2 separate regions of the Homo sapiens genome follow, and region 2 is linked to region 1. The links are chromatin loops, found by intact Hi-C in ENCODE. Cell type or tissue: heart right ventricle. All regions are shown on one strand. Links, peaks and the distances in the headings refer to the core of each region. The heading gives the core; the rest is flanking DNA. Region 1 has its middle 25 kb from the start of C1QTNF2. Region 2 overlaps FABP6-AS1 (FABP6 antisense RNA 1).

Evidence for each region. Peaks named below come from ENCODE experiments on the same cell type or tissue, not always from the same donor. Only the 100,000 strongest peaks of a DNase experiment are listed, where the experiment ranks them.
Region 2: a loop joins it to region 1, with 12 times the contacts of the local background. A loop is called at or near these places in 104 of 110 quality-filtered maps.

Annotation. Positions count from the first base shown.
Region 1 is chr5:160,344,380-160,347,282 of GRCh38, forward strand. No RefSeq gene overlaps it. Among named protein-coding and RNA genes, the nearest start is that of C1QTNF2, 25 kb to the right of the region's middle. In heart right ventricle, for the core only: CTCF peaks have their summits at 1,149 (motif pointing left) and 1,361; a DNase peak (open chromatin) is centred at 1,152; H3K27ac peaks cover 444 bases.
Region 2 is chr5:160,197,964-160,200,866 of GRCh38, forward strand. FABP6-AS1 (FABP6 antisense RNA 1) reads right to left here. Exons shown (of 4, transcript XR_941148.3): 3 at 264-1,208. It also overlaps a transcript of FABP6 not described here. Among named protein-coding and RNA genes, the nearest start is that of FABP6-AS1, 11 kb to the right of the region's middle. RefSeq lists a silencer at 1,323-1,682. In heart right ventricle, for the core only: CTCF peaks have their summits at 1,546 (motif pointing right) and 1,747; a DNase peak (open chromatin) is centred at 1,558; H3K4me3 peaks cover 866 bases.

The sequences.
Region 1 (2,903 bases), core at 122-2,621:
TTGAAACCCACTTGGGGTGGAGATAAATGACTGTCGGAAGTTTGCAACGGCATCAGCAAAAATAAACACCTGTGATGAGGTTGAACTCTTCATTATTGTTTTTAAGTCAGGGCCAATCTGAGGCAAAAGTATAAAGTAGATGGAGAATGTTTAAAAAATAAAAAATAAAAAAACAAACCCCACCATTTTCCAGAGCCATCTTTGGGCTCTTTCTGAGAAATTCTTTTTTTTTTTTTTGAAACGGAGTCTCACTCTGTTGCCTAGGCTGGAGTGCAGTGGCACAATCTTGGTTCACCATAACCTCCGCCTCCTGGGTTCAAACAATTTTAGTGCCTCAGCCTCCCGAGTAGCTGGGATTACAGGCACCCGTCACCATGCCCGGCTAATTTTTTTTTTTTTTTTTTGTATTTTTAGTAGAGACAGGGTTTCATCATGTTGGCCAGGCTGGTCTCGAACTCCTGACCTCAAATGATCCACTCACCTCGGCCTCCCAAAGTGCTGGGATTACAGGCGTGAGACACCGTGCCCGGCCTCTTTCGGAGAAATTCTTTTTGGGTCTCCGTCTCTGGAGCAGGGAGAGAAAAGTGTTGGGAAGCCACAGAGGTCTTCGGGAGCACCCTCAGATGCTGTGGTTGAGGAGCTGGGCCTGCGAGGTGACCTTCAAACCCACACTGTGCTCCATTCTCAGTGCCACCCCGGCCTGAGGACAGCTGTGGAAATGACACCGGGACAAGGGAGGCACACAAAATGTCCTCCCTTGAAGGGCAGAACTCGAGTCTTTCCTGTGTTAGTTTTCCCCTCAGCCCGGCCCAGAGCTTGGCAAAGCCGGCTGTGGGTTAGAATCGGCTGAGGAGCTTTTATGAAAGCGCATGGAAGCTGTCCCCGCAGGAGGTTCGGCTGCTGAATGAGGTTGTGGTGCCAGATAGATCTGACTCCTCACCTGGTTTGGGGACCCCGGGTGCATTCTTCAGCCTTGCCTCAGTGAGTGCTCAGGACACGTCTGCTGAATTGAAAGAGACCTTCAATGGACTGAACAACAACCTGCTTTCTGGCAGGCAATCTAGAAAATAGCCTGAGACCAGGGTGTATCTCCCAGCCTCCATGCCGCAGGCCGGGAGGTTTGTGTAGTCGACGTTCTCCCCCTAGTGGCCTGAGTGAAGATGACAGGCAGGAGGGAAAAAAAGCCTTTTCACCTGCGAGGCCTGGCTGCCAAGGGCTCCCGAGCTGCGGATGGACACCAGGATCCAGCTGCTCTTCCATGACTCGCCCTCCCTTACCTCGCCCTGATCCCGGCCCTGTCAGATCTCATCTTTACTTAACATTCTGATATTTTGTTTATCATAGAGTTTTTGGGTTATTTTTGATTTATTAAAATATTGTATTAAAATATTTCTGGCCGGGGGTGGTGGCTCACTCCTATAATCCCAAAACTTTGGAAGGCTGAGGCGGGTGGATCATTTGAGGTCAGGAGTTCGAGACCAGCCTGGCCAACATGGTGAAACCCCCGTCTCTACTAAAAATAAAAAAATAAAAAAATAAACTAGCCAGCCGTGTTGGTAGGGCGCCTGTAATCTCAGCTACTCGGGAGGCTGAGGCACAAGAATCGTTTGAACCAGGGAGGCACGGGTTGCAGTAAATTGAGATTGCGCCACTGCACTCTAGCCTGGGCGACAGAGCAAGATTCCATCTTAAAAAAAATTATTTCTGCCAGGTGCGCTAGCTCATACCTGTAATCCCAGCACTTTGCGGAGGCTGAGGTGGGAGGATCATTTGAGGCCAGGAGTTTGAGACCAGCCTGGGCAACATAGCAAGACCTCCGTCTCTACAAATAATTTAAAAATTAGCCGTGTGTGGTGGCACAGGTCTATAGTTCCAGCTTCTCAGGAGGCTGAGGTGGGAGGATCACTTGAGCCCAGGAGGTCGAGGCTGCAGTGAGCTGTGATCGTGCCACTGCACTCCAGCCTCGGTGACAGAACAAGACTCTGTCTCAAAAATATATATATTTCTATTGATTACTGTGGTTTTTGTCACCCTCTTACATTTTGTGCATGACGTGAGTGCCTCAATTTCGCTCCCCCACCCTCATCATAGTCCTGATGCAGAAGTCAGCCCACGAAGCCCCCCTAGACATAGGGAGTAAGACCCTCATCATTTGTCAGCTGAACCCTGAGGCTCCACCCAGGGTTGCGCTGGCCTGTGAGGGCCTTGTGTGTCTAGTGCTCTTTGCACTGTAATTAAGGGCACTGTAGATTCTCCAGGCTTTCTCCAGAAGGGGAATGGCCGCCTTTCAAAGTGTGTTCTGAATGAGAAAATACCCCTGGATCAAGGGCGATTTGAGTGCACAAAGATGCACTGGGTTCTGTGGTGCTTACAAATGTGGAGACCTACAGGTAGGCCCTGGTTGCTGAAGCCCACAGTAATCAGCCGAAGCTAGGAAGAAGGGCTGGGGCCCAGTGCATCTGGGAAGGCCACCGCCTTGGATCCCCTTCCTCATCTGGGCCACCATCCCGCATGATCAGCCTGAGACCTCCAAGTGGCTCACCAAGGAGGCAGCCATCCTCAGAAGAGTCAGGGGATAAAAGGAGTGCTCATCTTTGACATCACTCTCTACCAGAGACCCGCCTCAACTGCATCATCTGCTTCTGCCCCACCTGCCACAAACCCACCATCTGGAGCAACGCTAGACCACATCCAAGGAAGACAAGACCCCAGCCCTGGGCCCTGGAAGGTCTCTGCTATCATCTGCCCCACGCTCTACAAAAGAGTGACGAGTCTTCCCCCATCATTCCCACACTCTCCCTGAGGAGTCCCTGGTAGATGCCAAGGGGACATCGGTTCAATATGGGCCAAAAAGTGGCAACCACAGAGCTCTGGGGTCCAGCCCATCTTGCTGAGTTTGGATT
Region 2 (2,903 bases), core at 198-2,697, 150 kb before region 1:
GTGTGTGTATGTGTGTGTGAGAGAGAGAGAAAGAGGAGCAGGAGGTGGGGGAAGGAGCTGGAGAGGGAAGGGAGAAGGAGAGAAGAAGGGGGAAGGGGGTAGGGAGAGGGATTGCAGAAGACAGAAGGAGAGAGCTAGAAGGCTAAAAATACCTCTGGCCCCCACGTCCCTAGTTTCTGCACAGACCCAAGATATAGCCCTGGGGACCTGGGGCTATATCTGGCTACATAGTCTGGAGTCCTTTGCCCCCTCCTCTTAGTTACCTGAGGGAGATGATTCAGGCCAGAAGGGGTGCAAAGCGGGAAGAGGAAGGCAGGAAGAGGAAGGCACCCAGTCTTTGCTCTCCCTGTCCCCCACAGACAATCCCCCAGCAGGTTTGCCTTCTGTGCCTCCAAAATCCACCAGGGTCAGGCTCCTCCCACTCGCCCCATCAGCCGCCACCTCTTTGTTTCTGGAGTTACCACCTCACTGGTCTCCCTGCTTCCACGTTCCTTCTTCCTATCATGTGTTCTCCAGGAAGCAGATGGAATGACATGAAAAATGTAAATTGGATCGTGCCATCCCCATGCCTAAAGCCCTGTAATGGTCCCCTCAGTCCTCAAAATCCAAGCCAGATGCCCGGCTACAGCCTTCAAGTGTGCACGGTCCCCAGGCCCCTCTTTCACTCACCACCAAACTCCCACCACACTGTCCTTCCTTCTATTCCTTGCCTGCACCATCCCCCTAGCTTTTTACCAACTGAGGCGTTATCTGAAATTCCTCTGCCTGCTTTTCTCAGCCCCATGTCCTAAGCATTAAGGTGTCCACAAAGATTCCTTTCTCAGACATGCCTTCCCTGCCCACCCCATCTGAAAACGACCTCTTCAAATACTGGCCCATCATCCTGTTGTTCTTTACAGCACTTTTGACTTTATCTTCTTAATTCCTGGAGGGCAGGGACCTCACGTGTTTCTTCTGTATCTCCAGGGCCCATGTGTCTGGCACACAGTGAGCAGTCAATAAAATGGATTGAATAGACAAATGAATGAACAATGAGATGGTCTCCAGAGCCCCTCCCAGCGTGCTGGCTTTTTGTGTCATTGCAGACTTTGCACCTCTGGCTCCAGGGAGCTCACAGGCAGGGGCTGGTCCAGCCCAGAGGCGATGAAGACAGTGACGATGATGATGGTGGTGGAGATGCAGGCGCTGACTCAGGTAGCTCCGTGAAGCTGGAAATAAGTCATTTGAGGCAAATGAAAGGATGACCCAGGTCACAGTGGGGAGAACACCTTGGGTGGGGGACTTGCTCGCCTTTCTCTGTGATGCTAATAACAGACTTGTCATGGCTCCAAAGCCCTTTTCCTCCTTTCAGCTGTCTCTCTGTGACTGTCTTTGTGACAGTCTCATTGTTGTTGTTACTAAGATGGCTTCCCTCAGAGGACGGACACTTGGAGTAGTGGCAGGTTCGGCCACCCCTAGAGACGATGGCGGTGGGGACCGGGGCAGCCCCCTGGCCCCCTGGGCTCACCCCCTCCTGCGCCACCCCGGGCCGTGCCGTGCCAAGCCGGCCACCAGAGGGCGCGCCAGGTCGCGGCATCCCGGCTCCCCGTCGGCCTGGGGCCGGCGGGCGGGGCTCGGCTGTCTCCTACTGAGGCCTCGCACTTCCTCTCTGTCTTGCCATTCCTGTCTCCCTCTCTCCCTACCTGGCATCTCCCCCTGCTATCTTCATCCCCTGCCCCCTCCTTCGTCTCCATTAGCAAACCCGCATGGTAGCCTATCTTGTGGTGAGCCCCAGTGTCCGGCGCGGGGAGGGACACAGACGCGTCCCAGTGGGATCTCCGCTCACTAGGGAGTTCACAGCCTAACCTGAACCCCCGCACCAGCCCAGAGCAATGAAGCCTCCTGAAAGGACTGCTGAGGAGAGACAGGCCGTCCTACAAGAAGTGGGGCAGGACATGGTCTTCCCCACGGAGGTGGCTCCACATCCCTCCCACCTACCCCAGCCAGGGGCCCTCTGACTGTGCCACTCACCGTGCAGGCGCACCACACAGGACGTCCTGTGATGGAAAAGGCTTAGGCAGAGTCTGGCTGCCTTATCTCACTAAGGGGTAAACTGAGGCTCCAGCAGTGAAACTAGTGTGAAGTCTGGGTTCAAATTCCATCTCTGCTGCTTAATAGCTGGACGACCTTAGACAGCCTTCCTAACCTCTCTGAGCTCAAGCTGCGGAAGTGGCAGCCTCTTAGGATTATGGGAGAACACACATGCAACATGCTTAGCACTGTGCCTGCAGTTAGTCATTATTCTTAAGAAAGTGGCCTACCCATGGCCACCTATTGAGCAGAGGTGGCAGACCTAGGCCCAGAATCCCCATCTGACCTCTGAACTCTCAGGCCCTAGTTCTTTCTGCCGTTGTGGGCAGAGGCTGCAGGGAACAGCAGAGGATGCAAACGCCCGTTGAGTCCTTTTTTTTCTATTTTTTTTTTTTTGAGGCGGAGTCTCCCTCTTGTTGCCCAGGCTGGAGTGCAATGGCACGATCTTGGCTCACTGCAACATCTGCCTCCTGGGTTCAAGAGATTCTCCTTCCTCAGCCTCCTGAGTAGTTGGGATTACAGGCGCCCACCATCATGCCTGGCTAATTTTTTGTATTTTTAGTAGAGACGGGGTTTCACCATGTTGGCCAGGCTGGTCTTGAACTCCTGACCTCAGGTGATCCACCCGCCTTGGCCTCCCAAAGTGCTGGGGTTACAGGCGTGAGCCACCGCACCCGGCAAGTCTTTAGTTTGAGGAGAGGTCTGTGTTACTGTCCCCAGCTGTCTCATCTGTGTTCTCCTGCCATGGGCATCTCTTGGGATGGCTCCACACTTCCTCCTGGCCTGGCCACACCTAATCCTTCAAACCTAGCCCTTGGGTGGGGAGAGGGGAA